Regions from separate parts of the Homo sapiens genome. Here region 1 is linked to region 2. A link is an interaction called in ENCODE POLR2A ChIA-PET data of the cell type or tissue named here. Cell type or tissue: OCI-LY7. All regions are shown on one strand. Links, peaks and the distances in the headings refer to the core of each region. The heading gives the core; the rest is flanking DNA.

Evidence for each region. ChIA-PET counts read pairs that join two places held together with the same protein. Peaks named below come from ENCODE experiments on the same cell type or tissue, not always from the same donor. Only the 100,000 strongest peaks of a DNase experiment are listed, where the experiment ranks them.
Region 1: POLR2A ChIA-PET joins it to region 2 with 11 read pairs; 5 of 35 experiments call an interaction of 5 or more read pairs at or near these places.

The regions. Positions count from the first base shown.
Region 1 is chr7:155,300,030-155,305,832 of GRCh38, forward strand. INSIG1 (insulin induced gene 1) reads left to right here. Exons shown (of 6, transcript NM_005542.6): 3 at 1,537-1,661; 4 at 2,222-2,388; 5 at 2,718-2,817. Among named protein-coding and RNA genes, the nearest start is that of INSIG1-DT, 4.0 kb to the left of the region's middle. In OCI-LY7, for the core only: no CTCF peak of the experiment used is centred there; no DNase peak of the experiment used is centred there; H3K4me3 peaks cover 1,016 bases.
Region 2 is chr7:155,649,618-155,655,420 of GRCh38, forward strand. All of the region lies in intron 1 of RBM33 (RNA binding motif protein 33), which reads left to right. Among named protein-coding and RNA genes, the nearest start is that of RBM33, 7.9 kb to the left of the region's middle. In OCI-LY7, for the core only: no CTCF peak of the experiment used is centred there; a DNase peak (open chromatin) is centred at 2,754; H3K4me3 peaks cover 3,904 bases; H3K27ac peaks cover 4,000 bases.

The DNA of each region.
Region 1 (5,803 bases), core at 787-4,786, 350 kb before region 2:
TCGGAGGGACGGGATCCTCTTTCGTTTTTCGAAACACTTTATGTGGCTGTACTAATTGAACATTTTTTGAGAACTATATCTAGATTTAAAATTCCATGTTTCATATACATTTGGCAGAATAGTTTCTTTCCTTTAACCAAAAACTTGATCTTAGAAATGAAATAGTTTAGCCTTCAGTATTTGTAATTGGATCCTCAAGGGTTTCTAGGAATATCTGGACAATTTCTCATACTCTCATATTCTACTTTTTTTTAAACCATCAGCCAAGAGCATAAGTAAAATTTTTCATAGTATGTTTTTTACCTATTTATTTATTAAGCTATAGTGAAGTAAAGTTAATTTGGGGGGTCCATTTTTCAGAACTCCAAAATTAGAACCTGATGAAGTATAATAAATTGAAAACAACATTTTTTATCTGAATGTTTGATGCAAACTGTGTTTCTTGTTTCTCAGTTGAACCTAAAATGTATATTTCTTTCATACTACACTGAGGTGAAACAATTGCAGGGTTCTCAAGAGCCCTGGGACACAGTGACCCTTGTGTCCCAGCATCCAACCCCACGGGCCGGCACCCCACTCCCCCCTACAGACATTCATTCCTGCCTTCATCTTTGCCATTTTACTTCTCTTTTGGAATGCCATTCCTTCCCACCTGTCCAAATTCCAAGTTCGTGTCTATAAAGAATAACTATTCCAGACCACAGTGATCTCTTTCTCTGTGTCCCAGTTACATAATCCTTATAATTTTACACATGAGAAAACAAACATGCAGAGCCACGTCCCATCAGAGGGCAAGCTGGGATTTGAGGCTGAGTTTTCTCTTCTTGGTCTGGTGTTCTTTCCGCAGCTTGAGGCTTGACCATGCGGGAACCAGATGGAGAATAAGCGAAGCCTGTGTGGGGCTGTCTCGCCCCGTACTTGCCCATGTGCATGTGTGCACAGTAGGTGCTCAGTGCCTCGTACAGAACATGCTAGAACCCCCGAAAATCAACTCCAGGGCCACTCTAGGAGCATGTGACCCAGACTGTCAAAGTCACATCAGCAAATATGTATCTCATCACGTGCCCAGCCCCAGTACTGGGTGGTGGCAGGAGTGTCAGAGCTGTGATGTGACAGGGTGTGGACAGATGCTAACCTTTTTATTGTAAGATAGAAATCACACCGGATGAAAAGACAAGGTGAACTACATAGTCATTTAAGTTCTGTGTGCTTTAGGCAAATGTGGATATTAAATATAAGGTTACATATTGCTCATATTAATATGAATAATCCCTGCTTGATTCCTTCCTGTGTTTACTGAGACATGTTCAACTACACTAAATAATAGTGATTTTTAAAAAACTTTTCCAAACAGTACAATTTTGTGGGAGTGGTACTCAAAGAGAACAAGAATATAAAATCACTCTGAAGTTATAGCTGATAATTTTTTCTAGGAAAAGGACTGGTTTGAGTAATGTACTGTGTTACTAATGACCACGTTGAAATTCTGGAACTTGAATCTGCTGTATTCTAACATTGTCAACTTTTTTAAAACAGCTGTTGTTGGCCTACTGTACCCCTGTATCGACAGTCACCTCGGAGAACCCCACAAATTTAAGAGAGAATGGGCCAGTGTCATGCGCTGCATAGCAGTTTTTGTTGGCATTAACCACGCCAGTGCTGTATCCTTAATTTTCTGTGCTACGTCCAGAGTATCTTCTTAGGTTATATATTGAAGCGTTTTGTTTTGTTATATACTCAAATGACTCCATGTCATAATACAGACATGATGGTGGTACCTACCCATTTCAGATTACTAAAAAGAGAAAGAAGAATGGGGCTATCGATGACTTCATAGTAAAATATATTGTTTTATGGTCAAAATAAATATATATTTATTTATATTTTTATATATATTATATATATTTTTAAATATATATAATATATATAATAAATATATATTTATATAAATATATATAAGCACTTTATATATAGCTTTCAGCAAGTTTATTCTTATGGTTAAGTTTTTGACTCAGTGATGGCAGGGAGATTTCAGGTGATCTTAATGATTACTGTAACCTGTATCCAACAAATCCTTTCTTTAGCTTATTACACAGTTTTTATGGACAGTGAATTATCTGTGGTACAATAATAAAATACCCATGTTTTTAACCCTTGTGGTTTTACGTTTTTTTATCTTAATAAGAGTCAGCAAACTTTTCCTTAACTTTTATATCACCAGAAATTGGATTTTGCCAATAATGTCCAGCTGTCCTTGACTTTAGCAGCCCTATCTTTGGGCCTTTGGTGGACATTTGATCGTTCCAGAAGTGGCCTTGGGCTGGGGATCACCATAGCTTTTCTAGCTACGCTGATCACGCAGTTTCTCGTGTATAATGGTGTCTATCAGTAAGTGTGTGTTTTCAAATATTGGCTTTGGAAAGCTTACTTAACTTTCATTAAAACATCCACTAAGCTTAGATATTTTCATATTTTATTTGTTTTTTATATAGAATGATACAGATTTAGGCATGAAATTCTCAAAAATGCTGCTATCCATAACTTAATGTAACGCAAAGGAAAACCAAGTAGTAGCAGTTACAACCAAACAAATATGAACATTCGTAACATTGGATGGTTGATATGCGTTCTGCATATCCCCACTACAGAGAATCTGTGATGTAGAATTGAGCCAGGTGAAATTGACTGCTAAGGTACAGTTTCTTTTCTCGCTCCAGGTATACATCCCCAGATTTCCTCTATATTCGTTCTTGGCTCCCTTGTATATTTTTCTCAGGAGGCGTCACGGTGGGGAACATAGGACGACAGTTAGCTATGGTAAGTGAAATGATCATATTATCTTCTAAAACTTGCGTCTCTTTACCTTGATAGAATGACTTTACATGATACATTCAAATTTGCGTTCATATATTCTGGTTCAGACTTGAGTGACAACTACTGAGAAAAGCTTATATTTAAAAAAATAGGTAATGATACCCAGGTAATTCTTTGCTAAATTATAAAAATTCATAATATTTGATCTAGAAAAGGAACTAGAGCCCTCGCACTGCCCCTTTGAATTGCAGATGTGGTCAGTGTTCTGAATTCTTGAAATTTCTGTAGTAAGCAGTAGAGAAAGTGACTGGTGTGTGAGTGTCCCCTCCTCCTTCACCATCGGAAGCAGATCTGGATGACCTCATGCAGTGATACTTTGCTCCCTGAGCATCAGTCCACCAGTGTTTCTTTTCACAAAATCAGAGTGGATGCAGATGATGCTGGCCTCTTAGTCCACAGTCAAGCAAATCGAGCCTGAGGCTGCAGAGTCTGTCTCGGGCCAGGGCAGGGACTAATGTGGGTGGGCAAGGGGACAGCCTGGTTCAGGCAGGCAGCACCTTTCTGTGGGGCAGGTGGCCCTGGGCATGGAGAAGTGGTGATGAGAGCACCGCTGCACGTGGCCGGGTCACCATGTAGACGGACTGTCCTGCCTGAACATTGCATCTGTTCTCAGCTGCAGGAGAAAGCAGTGCTACCCCGCAGAGCTTCTCTCACAGCCCCCCTGAGGGAGACGGAAAGGTAGTGAACTCCAGGATGGCTTTAGCAGTTCTCATTAGTTAAAAATTGACATCTTAGCACTTCAATTTAAAAACATAGAGGTGGACTTTTAAATGTTATTTTGAGTTGACTTTGGCAGGCTGAAAGAAAGTAAATTAAAAAAAACAACAAAAACCTAGAGCTGTTGCTCTCGGAGATAAGCTCTGGGAAAACTTATCTTAGTACCTCATGCTATTTTTAAAACAGTACATTTATTTTTGCCAGCTGATACCCTTCTGTGAGGAGTTGAATTTGAAGACCACTTGGCTGTTTCACAAAACCAGAAGTAATTACAGGTAGAATTTGCAGTCTTCCACTGGTTACTGACTCTCTGCTGCCAAATTTCTCATGATGGAGAAGAAAGGACTTTGCTTGCCTTTTTTTTTTTTTTTTTTTTTTGAGACAGAGCTCTGGAGTGCAGTGGTGCCATCATAGCTCACTGTAACCTTGAGCTCCCGGACTCAAGCAATCCTCCCGCTTCAGCGTCCCGAGTAGCTGGGATTACAGGCACATGCCACCATACCCGGCTAACTTTTTTGCTTTTTGTGGAGATGTTATCTCCCTGCCTTGTCCAGGCCGGGCTCGAACTCGTGGGCTCAAGCCATCCTCCCACCTTGGCCTCCCAAAGCACTGGGATTATAGGCGTGAGCCTGGCCTTGCTTTTTTTAATATTAAAAATCTGGTCGGATGGTCCCACATGGAAATAGTATGTTGTTTTCATGCATTCGCCATCATCCCCGTTAATAGTCTTCAAAGGAGAGCTGGCAACTCCATCATTGCTTTCTTGCTTTGAGATTTTTGTTTCGGTACTCTTTGGGAGAGAATTCCTAAGAAGGTTTTTAGAATAAAATTGTCCTCAACCAGATTGACTAATTACACATTATAACTACAACTTGAATAACATTTAAAGAGTTGGTTATTTCTGTTTGATAGGTTGGTGCTGTTATATGTCAAGGCTTTTTAAATCGGTTTTAAGAAATAAGCATTATTTTGGTGGAGGTAGAAATTTCACAACATTCATAAGTTCTAAACATCTAGAAATGGTTGGAGGAAACATTTTCGTTTTGAAGATAGTTTCATTAAGTAATCCCTGCTGTGCTCCTTTGCTTACAGAAAAAAATGTTAAAGATAACTCAAAATAGGATAGTTGGTGTAATTATAATTCTCCTTACTTCAGCTTTCTCTTCATCCTTTTTATTCTTTAAGCTTGGGGGAAAATGTTTGGATGTTCTCGTATCTTAAAACTGGAGGAGAGAGGCTGGGCGCGGTGGCTCACGCCTTTAATCCCAGCACTTTGGGAGGCTGAGGCGGGCGGATCACGAGGTCAGGAGATCGAGACCATCCTGGCTAACACAGTGAAACCCCGTCTGTACTAAAAATACAAAAAAAAAAAAAAAATAGCCAGGCGTGGTGGTGGGCACCTGTAGTCCCAGCTGCTTGGGATGCTGAGGCAGGAGAATGGCGTGAACCCGGGAGGCAGAGCTTGCAATGAGCCGAGATTGTGCCACTGCATTCCAGCCTGGGTGACAGAGCAAGACTCTGTCTCAAAAAAAAAAAAAAAAACTGGAGAAGAGAGATCACCACCTTAATCCCCTTCCCTGCTGGGCTATCACATGAAACTGACCTCTGAGGTTCTAAGCCTAACCCGCCTACCACTGTTTTTATTCATAAATACTTAAATCCTTACCTCTGGATCCCAACTGTTACTCTTTTTTTCACTTCAAAATTTGCAAACTCATTTCTATCCATCAAACCCCGGAAATGGCCCAGGGGCTTCACAGTGCAGTCCCCTCCCTCCTGCTGCATCCGTTCCTCAGGCTGTGCCCCAGGTTGCATTCGTGGTGCGTGTTTTCTCCCAGGGCAGCCTTCCCCACATTCCACTCTTGTCATACTGTTGACTCACAAAATGGAAGTGGCTGAATGTTCCAGGGATAGTGTCTAAGAGCTATTGGTTTAAGGTTGAAACCTACACCAAGTAAGGCTTTGTGAAGGGAGATGACGAGAGTGAAGTTGTTGACAGTCTGAAGGTGAAGAGATTCCGAGGCTCAGTTCAGCACCGGGACCAGACCCGCCCAGATCCAGGGTAATTTGAGGTCTGTGTTTGGTGCTGATGGTTTTGCCCAGTGCACTCCACACCCTCTCCTTCTTAGCTGTCTCAGTTCTCTTCAGATGCCTTTGTTCTAACTTATGCTTCCCTCCCTTAAGAAGAAACATAGTTACTTGCAAGAATAAC
Region 2 (5,803 bases), core at 816-4,815:
TCTGGGTTTGCTATATTTCTTGTTGTGGCCTTCAGTTGTCTGGTTTTTTAATGACTTGCCAAATGAAGAGACTCTATTCCTTGTCTCCTGTGGTCACTGATGTCTCCATTGTGTTGTATCATTGCCCAGCCAGTGATCTGATGGAGATGTCCTCAAATGGCTGGAGCTGCAAATAAAACAAAACCAAAACCAAAAAACAAACAAAAACTCCTGTGCTTACGTTACTTCATTGCTCATCCAGGCCACCTATAACCCCAACCTTAGCCTCACCTTCTGCATATGCGTAGCTCAAAGATCAGCCAGAGGTATAAATCTAGGGTTCTTTCAAGTTGTTTTCTGAGCATGTGCCCAGCCTTCAGCATATGCATGGTCTTCCAGATTTCCCATTATACATGGGAGCCCCCAACACTCTCATTCCTTCATATATTTTCCTCCTCAGCCTCTTCTTTCCCAGGCTTTTCAGTTTGTATGTTGCTAACCCTGGCCATCATCCCTTGCCCCAGGTGACCCTGGTTAGTGGATGTCTTTAAATGCTTTTGACAAGCACTGCCTGGGATGCCGCTCTAGCTCTGAGAGAGTTCTGAAGGGGTGGTCTCTGAGCTGATTCCTCAGCTCAGGTCACAATGCACAATCACAATTTTTTGAGGACAGGTTCTTATTGACCCCTTTAGCATCACTGCACCAGGAGCACTGACTGCCATCCCCAGTGCTGCCTCTGAGCTGTGAAACGCTTTCTCTGCATCTGTTGTGATTATGTGTTCTTCCCCTGTTCTTTAATCTCTTAATGTAATCTATTGATAGATTTCCAGTGCTGAACTAAGCATGCATTCTGGGGTTCAAAATCTTGATCTCCACATTTTGTTCTTTTTAATATATTGTTGGATTTCATTTTAGGATTTATCTCTGATCATAAGGGAGACTGACTTACTGTTTTCTTCCTTGGTATTTGTGTGTACATTTGTGCTATCCTTTTATTTATGATATGTTGGTTTTTAGAATGAGTTGTGAAATTTTCTGGGATGGTGTAAAAATCTGTTATTGACTGTGGAAGAACTCTTTTCTCCAGAGCCATTTGGGTCTGGTTCCCTTTAAAAAAGTTATCTTTTCAATTTCCTGTATTATTATTGATTTATTTAGTTTTATAAGATGAAAAGTCAATTACGATCATTTAAATTTTCCTAGAAAAATTATTCTTTATGTTCAGATTTCCACATTGATATAGAGTTAAGCAATGCCACAGCTTCTTTTTGTTGTTGTTGTTGTTGTTTTTGTTTTGAGACGGACTCTCGCTCTATCGCCCAGGCTGGAGTGTTGTAGTGGTGTGATCTCAGCTCACTGCCACCTCCACCTCTTGGGTTCAAGCGATTCTTCAGCCTCAGCCTCTCAAGTAGCTGGGATTACAGGCACATGCTACCACACCCAGCTGATTTTTGTATTTTTAGTAGAGACGGGGTTTTGCCACGTTGGCCAGGCTGGTCTGGAACTCCTGACCTCAGGTGATCTGCCCGCCTCGGCCTCCCAAAGTGCTAGGATTACAGGCGTGAGCCACTGCACCTGGCCGACAGCTTCTTGAGTGTGTGTGTTGAAGGTAAATTTTTTGAGATTGAGACTCCTGAGTCTGAAGGAAATTTTAATTTTCACAACTTGATTGGTGGTTTTGTTGGGTCCAGAATTTTAGATTTGAGTTTATTTTTGTAAGATTTTTGGCGGTATTGTTGTGTTTTCTGGCATCCAGATCTGCTCTTGAGAAGTTTGAGGACATTCTGATTCCTAATCATTTTTTATGTGACCTTTTTTCATTCTAGAAGTTTTTAACAACATTTTCTCCTCTTTGTTTGACATTTCATCCCTTAAACTCAGCCATTTAGAAGGCTTCATGGCTAGGCCAGGAGGTGGAGGTTGTAGTGAGCCGAGATCGCACCACTGCACTCCAGCCTGGGCAACAGGGAAACTCTTTGTCTCACCAAAAAAAAAAAAAAAAAAAAGGGTCTAGGTTCCTGGGAAAAGAAATGAGTGTCAGTTCCTATAGATTTTAAGTCATGATGGGAACATCCAGTAGGCTGAGCTCAGCTCACTTGCCTCTTCTCGGCTACCCAAGTTTATAGAGCAAGCCTTTATAACTTCCATAATAGGAGGGGTCCTATCTCATATCAAGCAGGAATTCTATTATGATTGATTTTTAAACCCTGAATGATGAAAGTTTGTTGAAAGACAAACAAATGACCAATGAGGACTACACTTCATAAACAAAATAAAAACTTCATTTTAGGGAGAACCTCTCCTGGGGCCCGTGTAACATAGGAGATTTTTAAAACAGTGACTACAAATTATTTCTAAAGCAACATGGTGTAGGAACTCTTTCTGAAAATTTGGCTTGGCTATTCAGAACTTACTAGTTATGCTGTAAGGCTCATATGTTCACTTCGAAAGTTATTGGACATTACCTGATTTGTAGTTAATATTTAAATAAAGGATCTGGATTTCCTCATCTATAAAATAAGGAATTTTGACTATTAGTGATTTGGACTAGGAACATATTATACATGAGTGTGATATTGAGGAAAAAGAAGGTTGAGAACCTTTGGAATACAAAGGTCAGCAAACTTTTTCTGTAAAGGGTCAGATAGTAAATATTTTAGGCTTTGCAGGGCAGATGAGTTTTGTTGGAAGTGCTGAACTCCGCCGTTTACCTTGAAAGCAGCCATAGACAATATATGCCTGAATTGGAATAGCTGTGTTCCATTAAAAGCTTATTTACATACACGGGTGGTAGCTAAATTTGGGCAGAAACAGGTGGCAGGCCCTACTTGGCCCATGGGCTTTGGTTTGCTGACCCTTAGATTAGATAATTGCTAGAACCCTATCACAAGCTAATAGTCTATGTGGTATCTTATCCAAGTCGAGGATTCTGGAAAAGAAGAAGAAATAGAATGGTAAGTAAAAGTTTGTGTTAACTGTAGATGTCTGATTGCTGCATGATAGAGAATTGTAGAAATCTAGTAGATATCTTCAGTCTTGAAGGAAAATTGATCCCCCTATTAAAATAGAATGTCTTGTACAATGTTTAGGCCTTAGAAGGAGATTTTCCAGGTAAGGAGGTCATTGACCTCTTTCGTTTTGCTCAGTTAATATTTTACCCCTTGGCTTTCATGGATGTGCTGTTCTTCCTTTAAAGTTCTGGACTAATGGGGACACATTTTTTCTTCTTGGTTCTGTTTAATATGACTGCTATGAACTGGAACTTTAAAAAGTATTTGTATTCTAAAGGAAAACAGAGGGAAATGACTCAGAATATATTAAGAATATAAACAGGCTGTACAGGGTTCTTGTGTTAGCTTGCCCTGTAAGATTTTGAGTCATTATTTCACTTAGCATGATGTCTTCAAGATTCATCAGTGTCGTAGCATGTGTCAGAACTTCCTTTTTAAGGCTAAATAATATTCCATTATATATCTATACTATTTTTTTTTAAACCATATATCCTTCAATAGACACTTGAGTTGCTTCCACCTTTTGGTTATTGTAAATAATACTAATAGGAGCTTGAGTATATTAATGTGTCTTCAAGTGCCTGCTTTCAGTTCTTTTGAGTGTATACCCAGAAATGGAATTGCCACGCCAGTCCTTGGATTTAGGGGCCAGTCTTAATCCAGAATGACTTCATTTTAACTAATTACATCTGCATAGATTCTATTTCTAAATAAGGCCACATTCTGAGGTTCTGGTGGACATGCCCTTTTGGGGGATGCTGTGGTATGATAAAAAATGAATATTTTTTTCTGCCCAGGTTCCCTCGGCAGAACTTTGGAAACCCTTTGAATTTACTATCTTTTCTACACTAATGAGATGGCTTATAGCGGGGGTGGGGGCCCTAGATAGCTTTGGGGTGGGGGCTTGTCAGAAAAACTAACCCCATGTTAAGAGGGTTAGAACGTTCAGGCTCAACCCCCAGCCTCCCTCGAGGGGAGGGGCTGGAGATTGGTGGTAATCACCATTAGTCAGTGATTTAATCATCAGGTTTAGGGAGCTTCTGAGTTGGTGAGCACCTCCTCGTGCTGGGAGGGTGGTGCACCCTGACCCTTCAGACTGGCCCTGTGTACCTCTTCATCTGGCTCTTCATTTGTATCCTTTATAATAAACTGTAACAGTAAGTACGGTGTTTTCCTGAGTCCTGTGAATTGTTATAGTAATAGCAATGGGGGGAGGTGTGATAACCCCAGAATTTGTAGACTTCAGCCAGGGAGAAGTGTGAGTAGCCTGGGCACCTCATTGCAGTTGGCATCTGAAGTGGGGCAGCCTTGTGAAACTGAGCCCTTAACCTGTGGGGCCTGCCCGAACTCCAGATGATTAGTATTAGGATTGAATGGAGTTGTTGGTATTGCAGTATGATTGTGCAATTTGGTACAGTCAGCAAGTCAAACTTTTAAAAAATATTGCAAAAGATGGCTGAGTGAAGTGTAATAATACACATGCAGCATTTTAAAAACCAAACTTATTAACTTCTACCCCACCCTCAAATAAACCAGCACGTATATCCATCAATCCACAACTAATCCAGATTCAAAATACTGATGTTTTCATTGACTTCTCCTTCCTTGTTCTATTCAGTTAGTCAACATGCCTTGGAATTTCTAAATTGACAGTTTCTGGTTCATGCATTTGTCTTATTCTCCCTTCTGTTTCTTCACCGTGATGCTAACCACATTTTTTTTTCTTAATGGTTGGTTTGTAGTTACTTTGTTTTACCATTGTTTATGTTTTATCGATTAATTAGTTCTTGCTTCTTGCTACTAGATTACCTTTCCTAAACTGAGGCTGTGTTGCATATGAAGTATAGATTTCTTACGTTGCTTTTCTAGTAATGCCCCAAATCTTTACCACCTTTTCTTTCTGACTACTTCTCTCTATGAGTGTGCTTTCAACTCACCTGAACTCCTTGCTGTGCTCTAGGCTTGTGGAACTCAGCCTCTGTGCTGTTATTTCCCTGGAATGCCCATCTACTTGACAAAAATGTAGTTATTCTCAGCCTTCATCTCAGTTATTACCTAGTGTGTCAAACCAAACTTGATTTTCCCCAGCCCTCATCACATTGTGTATATTTTTTGGAATCTTTACTCAAATTTAAGTCATTCATTAATTTAAGTTCATTTGCTTTTTTGCTGATAAATTTACATAATATGAAACTTAATACTTCATTAAAAATTTTATATATTGTCCTCTTTTAATAATTTTATTTGTCCTCACATTATATGTTCACATGTGTGCACAGATAAACATTGGTGGTGATGTTCTTCTCCTAGTTTTACAATTGTTTTTATCAGAGAAATTTGGGATGATTGTAATATCTTTGTGCTTTTAGGTATTGCAATAATATTTCATAATGATCATGTATTAGTTTGGTATAGATAATCAAGCTATTACTCTAATAAATGAGTTTTTTAAAAGTTTAAGGAAGAATAAAGAAGACCATAAATCCATAATTAATTCTGTGTGAACAGATAACTACCATTGTAGCAGTTTGGCTTATATCCTGGGCACACGTGTACACGTATGTTTTACATACACAGTGGCCATACCATATTGTATGATATTGGAGAATTCCCCCCCATTATATTATTGGGGATATTTTTTCATGTCAGGAAACAGTTTGACTTTAAAATTCTTATTGCTGCCTAATATGTAACTACATGACTGTACTTTTATTTGACCTCTCTGCTCTGGCTTTTTTTTGTTGGGCATTTGGTTTATTTCTACTTTTTCCTATTAATAAAACACTTCTTGATGAACATCCTTGTACATATTA